2 separate regions of the Homo sapiens genome follow, and region 2 is linked to region 1. The links are chromatin contacts, found by Hi-C or POLR2A ChIA-PET in ENCODE. All regions are on one chromosome and are shown on one strand. Each heading gives the region's core, a stretch centred on a gene start or an enhancer-like site at or near the end of the contact. The rest is flanking DNA. Distances are from core to core; before and after follow the strand shown.

What was found. Hi-C counts contacts between places; a loop is a spot of excess contacts on that map. ChIA-PET counts read pairs that join two places held with the same protein, here RNA polymerase II (POLR2A). Pooled maps may share reads with other maps.
Region 2: a loop to region 1 is called in a map of IMR-90, with 2.2 times the contacts of the local background. The contact joins two enhancer-like sites. A Hi-C loop is called at or near these places in 4 of 168 maps with a recorded cell type or tissue (IMR-90, astrocyte of the cerebellum, breast epithelium and 1 more) and 1 of 50 pooled maps. POLR2A ChIA-PET finds 5 or more read pairs at or near these places in 1 of 52 experiments (AG04449).

The regions. Positions count from the first base shown.
Region 1 is chr2:29,460,326-29,466,905 of GRCh38, reverse strand. The region is part of intron 4 of ALK (ALK receptor tyrosine kinase); the gene reads left to right. Among named protein-coding and RNA genes, the nearest start is that of CLIP4, 350 kb to the right of the region's middle. Within about 2 kb of position 3,310, at least 2 of the 41 ENCODE cell types and tissues checked have a DNase peak (open chromatin) inside an H3K27ac peak, as active enhancers do.
Region 2 is chr2:29,516,150-29,522,729 of GRCh38, reverse strand. The region is part of intron 4 of ALK (ALK receptor tyrosine kinase); the gene reads left to right. Among named protein-coding and RNA genes, the nearest start is that of ALK, 400 kb to the left of the region's middle. RefSeq lists a silencer at 153-447. Within about 2 kb of position 3,214, at least 4 of the 41 ENCODE cell types and tissues checked have a DNase peak (open chromatin) inside an H3K27ac peak, as active enhancers do.

The DNA of each region.
Region 1 (6,580 bases), core at 2,061-4,560:
CTTATCCAATCAAGTGTAAACACAAATTATCAGATGTAAAATATGTGCTCTAATCACTTCAATGATCCAGAGAACTGTCTTGCAGACAAGTTACCAACTGAGTGATTGATTTATGATTATTTTATTAGTTTTAGTCAGCCTCAAAACAAACTCTTCAGCTTTTTTCTACCTCATTTTCATCAAATGTAAAACTTGTGAGAGCACTGTTATCATATGACACACCATTGAGAAGCCATCAGCAATTGCCTGTTACTTACAAGAAACAGTCTCAAACCCTCAAGGCCAAGCCCTTTAATTCATCACAATGGTTCCATGGTTCCTAGCCTCTTAAAATTGAGGAGCCCTTTTTAATGACTTCCATGAATGAGAACCTAATTGTTAGTCATAAATATTGATTGATTAAAAAACATAATGACATTTTAGAATAGATTTCCATGTGATAGCACCCATATGTGTTTGAAAATTATTGTGCATATATTTGTGAGGCATATTTGAAATGTGTTCTCCAGATAAAGCTTGGTGAGTGTGAGTGTGTGAGAGTGTGTGTGTGTCTATGTGTGTGAGTTAGTGTGTGTGTGTATGTGGTTCCCATGACTCTGGACATAGAAACAATAGATGACGGGAACTAAGATGTCAACACAGAGGCTTGGGAGATTCTTTTCTGAGGTCTGTACTAGTGTTTTCACGGCTTTTTAAAGAAGAAGGAAGAAATCAGGCCACATGATGTCCAGAAGCCCTGGAACCATGAAGAGCTTCAGTTTACTGAAGTATTTGTTTGTGATTCCATTTTAGTTTACCTATGTTTTATTAACTATATCTTTCTTTTTTAATATAATTTTGGTGGGTGTTCTAGGGTTTTTCATGTTTATCTTAAACTTCTGACAAGCTGCCTTCAAATAATATGACTATGTATAGTATAAGATCTTTACATTCTTGTATTTCCAATCTCTACCCCCAGCCTTTGTGCTATTATTGTAATACATTTTAATTCTACATATGTTATAAACTCATAATATATTGCCATTATTTTTTCATTAAGCATTCAAATCTTTTAAAGGGATTAAAAGTGAGACAAAATGTTTTTTAATTTGCCTAAATATTTGCCATTTCTGACGTTCTTCATTTCTTTAGGTAGATCCAGTTTTTCATCTGATATCATTTGCCTTCTGCCTGAAGAACTACTTTTAACTTTTTTTGTTTTTGTTTTTTTTTGAAATGAAGCCTTGTTCTGTTGCCCAGGTTGGAGGGTAGTGGCACAATCTCAGCTCACTGCAACCTCCACCTCCCAGGTTCAAGTGATTTTCATGCCTCAGCTTCCTGAGCAGCTGGGATTACAGGCACACACCACTACGCCCAGTTAATTTTCATATTTTTAGTAGAGACAGAGTTTCACCATGTTGGCCAGGCTGGTCTCAAACTCCTGACCTCAAGTGATCCACCTGCCTCAGCCTCCCAAAGTGTTGGGATTATAAGCATGAGCCACCATGCCTGGCCTACTTTTAACGTTCCTTATAGTGAAAGTCCCTATAGAATTTTGTCTAAAAAACTATTTTTCTTCATTTTGAAAGGATGTTTATGTTGAATATAGAATCCTAAATTGACAATCTTTTTTTCTTTTAACACTTTAAAGATATTGCTCTATTGTCTTTTGACCTGTGTGACTTCTGACAATGAGTCTGCTGCCATTCTTATATTTGGTCTCTGCATATATTGTATCTCTTTTTGTTTAGGTACCTTAAGATTTTCTTCTTATCACTCATATTAAGCATTTAGATTATGATGGATCTTGATGTAATTTTCTTTACGTTTCTTCAGATTGGGGTTTGTTAAGCATCTTGGCTCTGTGAACTTAAAGTTTTCAACAAATTTGGAAATCTTTGTGCTATTATTTCTTCAAAGAGTTATCCTCCCTTCTGGGATTCCAGTTACACATATATTCGACTGACATTGTCACTGATATTCTGTTAATTTTTTCCAGTCTTTTTTTCTGAGCTTCATTTTGGATGGTTTCTATTGCTTTGTCTTCAAGTCTAATGATCTGTTCCTCTACAACAAGGTTTCTCAACTTTGTCACTATTAACACTTGGTGCTAGTTAATACTTTGTTGGGGGAGCTGTCCTGTGAATTATAGGATGCTTAGCAATATCCTTTGTCTGTACCCATTGGATGCCAATAGCACCTTCCCCTCATTTCTGACAACAAAAATCACGTCCTCACATTACCAAATGTTCCCTAGTAAAAAACGGGCCCCTGTTGAGAACCACTGCCCTACACTCTCTAATCTGCTTTTAGTCCCATCCGGTATATTTTTTATCTCAAAAATTTCCATCTGGGCCTGTTTCAGTCTTTCATTTTTCCCCTGATTTGCCCATGTCTCCTTTACATGAAGGCACACACAGGCTTCTGTTCTACCACTTGCTTTTATAAATAAATTTGTGTTTGAACACAATAATGCCCATTTGCCAGTATATTATGATGGCTGTTTTCATGACTCAACAGGAGAGTTGAATAGTTGACGACCTGCAAAGCCTAAAATATTTGCATATTTATACTCCAGTTCTTTATGGAAAAGGTTTTTGGCCCCCTGCTTTATATTAGTAAGTATATTTATAAGGTTTATAATAAGCTGTTCTAAGATCATCAAATTCTATTATCGCTTTGACTTCTATCTCTGTTTCCACTGAGTGATTATCTTCTTAATTATAGGTCCAATTTTCTTCTTTTTTGAATGCCTGGTAACTTTTGGTTAGATACTAGACATTGTGATTTTATATCATCAAGGCTGAATTTTGCTAATATTCCCTTAAAGAGTGTTGGATTTTGATCTGGCATGCAGTTAAGTAATTTGTAAATCAGTTTGATAGTTTCAAAGATTGCTGTTAAGTTTTGCTGTGTCAGACTCAGAGTAGCCTTTATTGTGGGACTAATTTAATCCTAATACTGGGAAAGTGTAACTTTTCTGAGGGCTCTACTGAATGACCCATGAGTAACTAGATCTACCTACTTTGGCTGGTTGGGACACAGACTGTTCATAGCCTTGGATCTAGGAATTGTTCAGCCTGATGATTTCTGGTACTGCTTTCCTTGCCCGGTGGTAGTTTTCCCTCATGCATGCATGAATTAGTACTCAGCCAAAGACTCAAGGGGACGCCTTTACAGATTTCCAGAACACTCATATTCTCTCTCTCCCCTACATCTCCCATCCCAACCTTGACTTAGTCACCAAGCTGTGTTTGGTTTTATTCTCTCTGCATGGCAACCTGGAAACTGCCTCCAGGCAATAATCTGGAAAAATTATAAGTGTCACTTCATTTGTTTCCTTTCTCTCAAGGATCACTTGTTTCCCTTCTCTCAAGTCTTGTGCTGTCTGTTGTTCAGTGGCTGAAACCCACCATTTTTTCTAGATTTCCAGCTTTCTATTTCTTTGTAACATGAGAGCAATCCCTGTAGCAGTTAATCCTCATGAGCCAAAGTAGAAGTTTTTGAGGAGCTCTGAATAAACCAAAGAACAGACTTTCATATTAAAACATATTTTCAGTATGAAACATACCATATCTACTGTGAACAGCAGTCATCATTTTCTGTGGTATTTCAAGTGAATGGAATGTCTGGAATCCTTCTTCTTGCTGCAACAGTCAATCCAAAACAAGGGAGCACGTAAGCACTAATTTCCTTGGGTATTTCACATGTTAAGAGAAGTGGGCATCTAAACCATCCTGTAAAAATCCATCTAAGGTCTAAAAGAAGGAAATAAAATTATCCTTCATTACATGTTTTTGGTTTATTATTGTTAGCATGTTAGTCTTAGGTCGGATTTATGGTGTAGGTTTTTACGATTATATGTTATAAGACTACTTTGATTATACAATCAGCCCAAATGTGCTGTAATATGTTCTATATATTTATTCCCATTTTATAGGATTTGGATCATCATTTTATTATTTCAGATGATGTTACATTTTGCTCTTGTGCCTTGTTATTGGCTATATTTATAATTAATTGGATCCTAAGTCTTTGGTTAACAGCATAACCCTTTTTATGACATAATTCCTATGGGGAAAATAGGAATCATTTTATAATGATTTGCTTTATAACACTGTTTTCAAGGACACATTGTAGCAAAAAGGAGCCATTGCTTTAAAAGGACTCTAGTTTAACTCTTGCATTTCTTCTCAGTATGGTACAGGCATACCTCATTAAGATATTCCAGACCACCACGATAAAGCAAGTATCTCAGTAAAGCAAGTAACACAAATTGTTTGGTTTTTCCAGTGCATATGAGTTTTGTTTACTAAGTGTGCAATAGCATTATGTCTAAAAAATGTACATACCTTAATATGAAAATGTTTTATTGCTAAAATATGCTAACAATCATTTGAGCCTTCGGTGAGTCAGAATCTCTTAGCTCGTGGCAGGTCTGACCTCAATGTTGGTGGCTGTTGACTAATCAGGGTAGTGGATGCTGAAGGGTGGGATGGCTGTGGCAATTTTAAAAATGACAGCAATGAAGTTCGCTGCATCAACTAACTCTTCCTTTTATGAAAGAGTTTTCTGTAGCATGTGTTGTTGTTTGATAGCGTTTTACCCACAGTAGAACTTCTTTCAAATTTAGAGTTAATCCTCTCAAACCCTGCTACTGCTTTATCAGCTAAGTTTATGAAATATTTTAAATCCTTTTTGTCATTTCAACAATGTTAACAATATCTTCACCAAGAATAGATTCGATTTCAAGATACTACTTTCTTTGTTCTTCCACAAAAAGCAACTCCTCTTCCATTCAAATTTTATCATGAGATTGCAGCAATTCAGACACATCTTTGGAGTCTCCTTCTAATTCTACTTCTCTGGCTGTTTCTACCACACCTGCAGTTGCTTTCTCCAATGAAGTCTTAAACCCCTCAAAGTCATCCGTGAGGGATGGAATCAACTTCTTCTAAACTCTTGTCCATGTTGATATTTCGACCTCTGCTACAAATCAAAAATATTCTTAATGACACCTAGAATGGTCCTTTTTTTTTTCCAGAAGAGTTTCCATTTGCTTTGCCCAGATCCATCAGAGGAATCACTATCTATGGCACTTACAGCCTAACGAATGCATTTATTAAATAATAAGACTGAAAGTTGAAATTACTTCGTGATCAATGGGCTGCAAAATGGATGTTGTGTTAGCAGGAATGAATACAATATTGACTTCCTTATACAGCTCCATCAGAGCCCTTGTGTAACCAGGTACATTGTCAACAAGCATATTTTTAAAGGAATCTTTTTCTCTGAGCAATAGGTCTGAACAGTGGACTTAAAATATTTAGTAAACCATGTATTGTGATCCAGACTTCGTTGTTACATTTATAGGGCACAGGCAGAGTAGATTTAGCATAATTCTTAAGGGCCCCACAATTTTCAGAATGGTAAATGAATATTGTTTGTAACTTACAAGTCACCAGCTGCATTTGCCCTTAACAAAAGAGTCAGACTGTCCTTTTAAGTTTTGAAGCCAGGTATTGACTTCTCTAGCTATGAAAGTCCTAGATGGCATCTTTCAATAGAAGGAAGTTTTAATCTATATTGAAAATCTGTTGTGTAGTGTAGCCACTTTCATCAGTGATCTTACCTAGATCTCTAGATAACTTGCTGCAGCTTCTCCATCAGCACTTGCTGCTTCACTTTGTACTTTTATGTTATGGACATGGCTTGTTGCCTTAAACCTCATAAACCAACCTCTGCTAGCTTCAAACTTTTCTTCTGCAGCTTCCTCGCCTCTCTCAGCCTTCCTGGAACTGAAGAGAGTTAGAGCCTTGTTCTTGGTTAGGCTTTGGCTGAAGAGAATATTTTGGCTGATTTGATCTCCTATTCAGAACACCGAAACTTTTCTGCACAGCAGCAATAAGTCTGTTTCACTTTTCTTATCATTTGTGTGCTCCCTTGAGTAACACTTTTTATTAAAAGTCCTCCAAGAACTTTTCCTTTGCATTCACAACTTGGCTATTTGGTGCAAGAGGCCTAGCTTTTGGTCTGTCTCAGCTTTCAACATGCCTTCCTTACCAAGCTTAATCATTTCCAACTTTTGATTTAAAGTTAAAGACATATGACGCTTCCTTTCACTTGAACACTTAGAGGCCATTGTAGGGCTAGTAATTGGCCTCATTTAAATATGATGTGTCTCAAGGAATAGAAAGGCCTGAAGATAGGGAGAAAAATGGAGAATGGCATGTCGGTGGAGCAGTCAGACAACATTTATTGATTAAATTCACTGTTTTATTTTGGCGTGGTTTTTGGCATCCCAAACCAATTACAATACTAACATCAAAGATCACTGATCCCAGATCACTGGAACAGATATAATAATAATGAAAAAATTTGAAATATTGTAAGAAGTATCAAAATGTGACACAGAGACAAGTGAGCACACACTGCTGGAAAATATGGTGCCAATAGACTTACTCTATGCAGGGCTGCCACAAATCTTCAGTTTGTAAAAAATGTAATGTCTGTGAAGTGCAATAAAACAAGGCGTGCCTGCATGTGTATATGACTTATGTCCTCCGCTGGGTAACAAATGTGCTTAGAACAATGATCAAGT
Region 2 (6,580 bases), core at 1,965-4,464, 56 kb before region 1:
ATGGAGATGGGGTGGGGGTTCTTTGTGGACTGCCCTTAACCCCTTTTCCACTACAAAAACCCCTACACATGCAATGTCCCCTCCTCTGAGAAGCCCTTTTAGGGTTTCTCAAATAGCATTGACCATGTAGCCTTGTGACCATTCAGTTACCAGCTTGTCTCTCCCTACAGTCAACAGGGACCCAGGGTCCTCTCCCTGTTGACTCATAAGTGCCAACACATGAAAGACAGGGAGAGAATGAGGCTGCTGGCTGGGGACGGGACAGGACCTGGCATCCCAGATAGGAATTCACGTCCCTTCCTTCATTCCCCGTAATTTGTATGATAATGAGGAAGAGAAAGAGGAAGAATCACTTGATGCTTACTCTCTGGTCTCAGCATTGTTCTAAGTGCTTTGCATGTGTCAGCTCATCTAATATTATGTGTACCACCACTTGGTGAGGGAGGCCCTAGCACTACTACTTTTACAGTGGGGAAGCTGAGGCTCAGTGAGGTTAAGTAACCTGCCTAGAGTTGCACAGCTTGTAAGGAGTAGACTGGATCTGAGCCCAGCTAATCCAGCTCCACTGTCCCTGCTCCCAATCACCACTCTATGGATGGTAACTACCCTATTGCCAGCTGATAATTAAGGATGCAGTCTTATTTATTTATCATTATTAACCATTATTTATTGTTTATAAATCCCAGCTGCATTTTTCTATGGTGTGCATACAGTCCTTCCTGTCCGCAATAAATGGCAAAGTTATAAGGCTTTGATGCACAGAAGAGGCCTGTTTTAGAGAGCAGGCAGTCCTGAGACTTATGTCTGGCACTGCCGAAGGTCATAGAGAGCCTATCCAGAAAGGCTGGCCTCCGCTCTCCTGTCTTCTGAAGCTCCATTCCAACCCAGTTGCCTTCACCTTCAAAAACCAAGTCTGCATTGAGGAGATGGAATCGGGTGATGGAATTGCCAGCTCTTTGAGCCATAAGGAAACTGTCCAGGCAACTGGAGCTGATGGCCCAAGAGTGAGGAAACACCATGACCCACTTAGTAGCCCAGTTCCCCTCTGCATTCATGCCCAGCCTCAAAGCAAACCTCCTTCTTTCTCATTACTTGGCCTGTTTCTAAGTTTGCCTTTTCCTCTTTGTTTTATTTAGGGAACGACACACATATGCCTGGCTAAACTCCTTGCTTTTACAGAAATGCATTCTCTTATGGTTCAGAGCCTTAGTGAAGAGCCATAGCAGCCTTGGGATTTTGAATTTAAAGGGCTTCACAAAGTCTACACAAAGATTTGGTGCAATGTCTATTCCTGGGAGAATCTTACATCAGTAAGCTCAGTGAATGAGTGTTCCCACTCCTTTCCAATGACTGATTGTGTTCCCCCTGCCAGTGGGGAAGTCTTGTGGTGGTGAGAAAAGGGAGGGTCCCTAGGGGAGGCCACTGAGAGCAGGCTGAGCCCAGGGCATGAGACCTACCATTGCCAGAAGCTGAAGATGTTTCTTCAGATCACTCACCTGAGGGCACCAGGTTACCTGAGGATCCAGGACCTTGCTCCACCCTATAGGGCAACTTAGCTCAAATGATGCACACATAATGGGAGTCTAAGGAAAGACCTGTGGGCCATGCTGCTTTTTTCTTAGCCCCACTGTGTGATCCAGGCTTTCAATTCACCAAAAGGAGTGTGAAGGAGAACCCACAGTCAAATTGGTATTTTGCATTGTGCTGTTCATTCTGTGGGACGTTCCTTGCAGTCCTAGAATGATCATCTCAGTGACTTCTCCTGGCCATCAGGAAGCCCCATGTTGGAATAAATGAAGACCCGGATGAGAGAACTGACAAGTGAATATCACGGGCTGTTAATCTTCAGCCTCAAATCCTTTAGGGGATCCCTGTGAAACCCAGGATCAAGTCTGAGCTGTTTATTAGTATGGCACTCAAAGCCACTGATCAAGCCTCACCCCTCCTGAGCCTGGCTCACCCCATTTCTCTGGACCCATGATTCGTTTGTATCAAACTACCCACAGTTGCCCCCAAGTGAAGCAAGCCAGTTCAAGCCATTTTGCCTTCCCTCACCTTCCCGACCATCAAGAACAATAGGTCTTCTCCTCCAAGAAGGAATCTCTTAGCTCCTTTTCCACAAAGCCTTTCTTGAGACCCCAGACCTTCTGTGAGCAGAGCTGATTGCACCACCATTTGCTGCCTGTTCCACATCTCTATGAGTGTTCTCACAGCCCTGGGCCACATTTGTTCTTTCACATGTCTTCCTCACCAACCAGGTACCCCAAGAATAGGGATGGGCATTATTTATCACTGTATCTGCAATGCCTAGCACAGTACTTGTCTCACAGTCAATAAATGCTTATGAAATGAACAAATTCCCAAATTAATTGGACCAGAAACTCTTTGAAAACTTGCGACATGGTTTTAAGAATGCATCTATAATGCTCTTGACCAAAATTCCATCTCTGTTCTTCATAACGACTCACTTCCTTCTACTCAACCTCCAATCGAAGGACTGTCTTCAGCCTGGGTTATCTCCATTTGTGGCCTTAACCATCCTACACTGCCGAGCAAATGCTGGCCTATGTTAGTCTTGGAAATGAGGTGGTTCCCATGCTTGGTGATTGCCCTGTCCGTGTGTGCCTTTTAGTTCCTCTAATTTCCTGAGCTATTTCCTGCATATTTCCTGTTCTTCCAGTCAGGACTTCTACTTAGTAATTTTCCCCCAATTCCTCCTTCTCCTTAGTTTACTAGTCTTTACATCACCACTTAACCACACTGACTTCTGTTGAGTGTTTTATCTTTTCAGATAATCTAAGATGAATTCCAATTACATTCTGTCCAACTGTTTCCTAAATATTCCCTCCATGATTTTGTTTCTCTGTCTTAGGACTAAAATTTCTCTGTGACTGCATGAAATTCTAATCGGCAGTCTGCTGGATGTTCACCTGCAGGCCTCAGAGTGATTTCCCTATCTGGAGTCTTCCAGCCTTTCTCGCAGTGGCCTGGTCACCTGCCCTGGGAGCTTCCTAGTGACCATTGGCTCATCCTCTCAGTAGATCCAGATGACTTCCATTTCTAAAAAGCCTCACTTGTCTATCAACTTTCTTGTTTAACCTCTGCCACCTTGTCTAACTTACGGACAGTCTCCAGGGTTCCAGGAGGTGGTGGCAGCAGGTACATTGTGTGTGGGATGTGAGCCAGAAAATGTGGTTGTTGGCAAAGCCAGAAATCAGATGGAAATAAAAACTCCTGTATTTCATCATATACCCAAGGTCCTTAGTTCTTGGCCTTCACCCATGACTGCCTCTCCAATTTCACAATCCTACATGACTGTTTGTGGGTTAAAGGCATAATCTAGCTAGCAGAACTTGAAAAATATTTCAATCATGGAATCATGAACCAGAAATGAACCTTAAAAGTAATTGAATTCAAATTCTTTATCCCCTACCCCAAAACAATGCAAGAGGCTCTTCCAAAGCCCATCTGGCTTTGACTTGCCTGACTCCAGCAGTAGAATGCTCACCACCTTGCAAAACAGATCACCCCATTGTACAGCAGCTTTAGCTCCCAGGTAGAACTTGCTGATATCCCCTTGGCTTTGTAACTTTGGAAAGGTAATGACTGTCTCTAAAAAGTTATTCAATATCTCCAAACCTCTTGTGTTTTATACACAAAATGGCAATAGTAATACCTGCTTACCTTGTAGGCTCTTTGTGAAAATAATGCTTTTAACAACGATAGCCAATGTGTATAGAGTATTTACCATGTTCTTAATACAAAGACATATGATTTCATTTAATACTACAGTTTCCCTATGAAGTAGTACTATGATAATGCATACAAAGCACCTAGAATCATATCAGCACCCAACACATGATAGTTCCTTCTCCTATTTCACCATGATCTGGTTGATCCTCTATTTGTCCTCTAGAGTCATACAGAGGAAGCTTACTTTCTCCTAACAAGGCAGTCTGTCTTCCCTTTGAGGATAGTTTTTATATCTCTTCTTCACTTGTTTTCCCAGGCTAAGTGATTTTAGTCTCTTCTACAGCATAGTTGCCACAGCCATATTGTTCAGAGGGATTCTTACCAGCAAAGGGGTCAGGGGACTTGTTCTTCAGTGATCTGGAACCTCCACCCGCTGATGTGGCTTAAGCCTGGCTCACCCTTTCGCTAGCTTTATTCTGCGTTTGAACCCCAGCCACCTAAAGTTGACACCGTTAGGAACCATGAAAGCTGCTGTAGCATTTCACTAAAACCATTTCTTAGACTATTTGATTCTTTTTTCTGAATGGAGAATCCTCAAGTTTTTCTTGCAGGCAAAGAAGGCCTTTCTTGTTTGCTATTGACATTCCCAAAAATGTCTGATTCGGAAAGAAATTCAATTCTGGCCCCAGCTTTCACATCATCTTGCTTTGTTTGTCATCCCTGTAGCCTGCCAGCTTTGCCCCTTTGTTCCCCTAATTGCCAGAGACATTTTTATACTGAGTAAATTGCATCAGGCCCACTGCAAAATGAATCAATTTGGGAAGAGTATGAGCTGCACTGTTGTCTTAAGTGTGCATTAACATTTAGATGCGTTATTTAAAATGGGCCTGGAGTTCATGCCAGAGAGACTGCCTCATGCCTATTCTGACTCATTCTCTGCTATTGGACTGCACAGAAGGGAACTGGGGAGCCCTACAGCCCACCACCAACCCTGTTTTATTCTCCATATCTCCAGGGAGGGCTTGAACTAGGTGAGAACTTCTAAGAGCTCAGATTTGGGAAGTAAATTTACAAACGGAGTTTGACTTGGTGGTCTCAGAGTGAAGTAAAGACAGGTGAAGGAGGAGATGAAGGGGAGGCGAGGTTCTCCTTCTCTGTCTGTCACACACCATGCACACACTTGACATCTAGCTTTAAATACAAATCATACGGCCAGAAGTCTTTGGAGGTAAAACAAAGCATACACAAAAACACAAAGGACACCAGCCAACGCTGTAGTTTAAAAATTAAGTGATGTTCTGGAACTGGTGAAAAAGCAAGGCTGCAATCCTGATAATCATGTGGTGATTTGATGAGATAATTCTTTTATCATCAGGAGAGTCAGATAATATCTCCATTAGTAGCAGGAGGTTTAAAAATTGGAGAGAGTGGCAACACCAGGACAATAGCCTGATTAATGCTTTTTCAATCACCTGGGCTCATGGCCTAAACTGGTAATGGACTCCATCCATCAAAAAATTATTCTATCTGGCATCCTGGTTTCTGAAGAAATCTGGACGTCCTCATAGAGGATTGGTTAAATGATTTAATGTGGATGAAAGCTCTTAGCACAGTGCCCCAGTAAAAGCTGCTTGAATCTATTCCGTCTATTTTAATATATGTTCAGAGATATAATGACCCACTAGATACACAAGAGAAATAAAATGACAGTTGTATAATGAAGATCTTGAAGCTCTGAGATGTATGATTATCAGCAACGTAAGGATGGCACCTTCTGGGGGAGATTAACCTGGACTCCCCGTTCCTGAGGGTCACTTCTCTCTGTGCTGCCCCTAAACCTCTCTGTATGTGACAGCCCCAGTCCCATGGAAATTCACTGGCTGTGTGTGTTTCTATCCATTTTTTCCACTACAGCCTCAACTTCATCAAAACATACACTGAACTTTCATTGTGGGGTCCCCAAAGTCCAAAAGAGTGCCTGACACAGAAGAAGTATTCAATAAATTTTTGTTGACTGGGCAGTATTTCCAAATTAAAACTCAAAATTAGTGTCATGCGAATGTGTGAGTGAAAGTAGATGATGATAAGGATATCTGATGTATTTTGTGCCAGGCAGGCCTGAAACAGTAGCATCCCTGACCAGAGATAGAAAACAAGACATACTCACTGCTAACATACTCACTGCTAACCCAGCTCATTGCTGTCAAATAACAACAGCTACCACGTTTATAGCACTTACTATATGCTGGACATTGTTCTAAATGCCTTTACCTATCTTTACCCATTTAATTTTCACAATGGGCCTGTGAGGTAACATATTATTATCCCCATTTCACAAATGAAGAGACTGAACTTGTTCAGTCACACAGCTAGTAATGAACAGAGTTGGGATTTGATCCCACAGACACCACTGCACTATATGATGTGACCCCTCCAGAAGAGATGTAGAGAGGTGGCTCCCCACTATTCCTCCCCCTTAGCAGGGGACTTCACAGTGGCCCTGGCAGGTGACATGCCAGATGCACAGGGAAAAGTACCCGTGAGAAGAGACCATCTCCCCGACATGTACCAGATGGAACAGCATCTCCACCACCTACCCAGTGGACCCCCTTCGTTCAGCTACCACTAGGACCTGGGAGGCAGGATCCTAGGCAAAGCCTCACCACATATGGTATCTGTATGGGAAAACTGAGAGCAGAACCATTGCAAGCTGGAGAGATGTTTCATGCTGTGCCCTGTTTCAGGACAGGTGTGGGGGACTAAAGGCAGTGTCTGATCTATACTCCCACCAAACCCCAACAGTGCACTTAGCAGAGGAGTTGTTTCATTCTATTCATAGGTAAAATTGGGTAATGAACCACTAAGAGGAGAGACATGTACATAATGT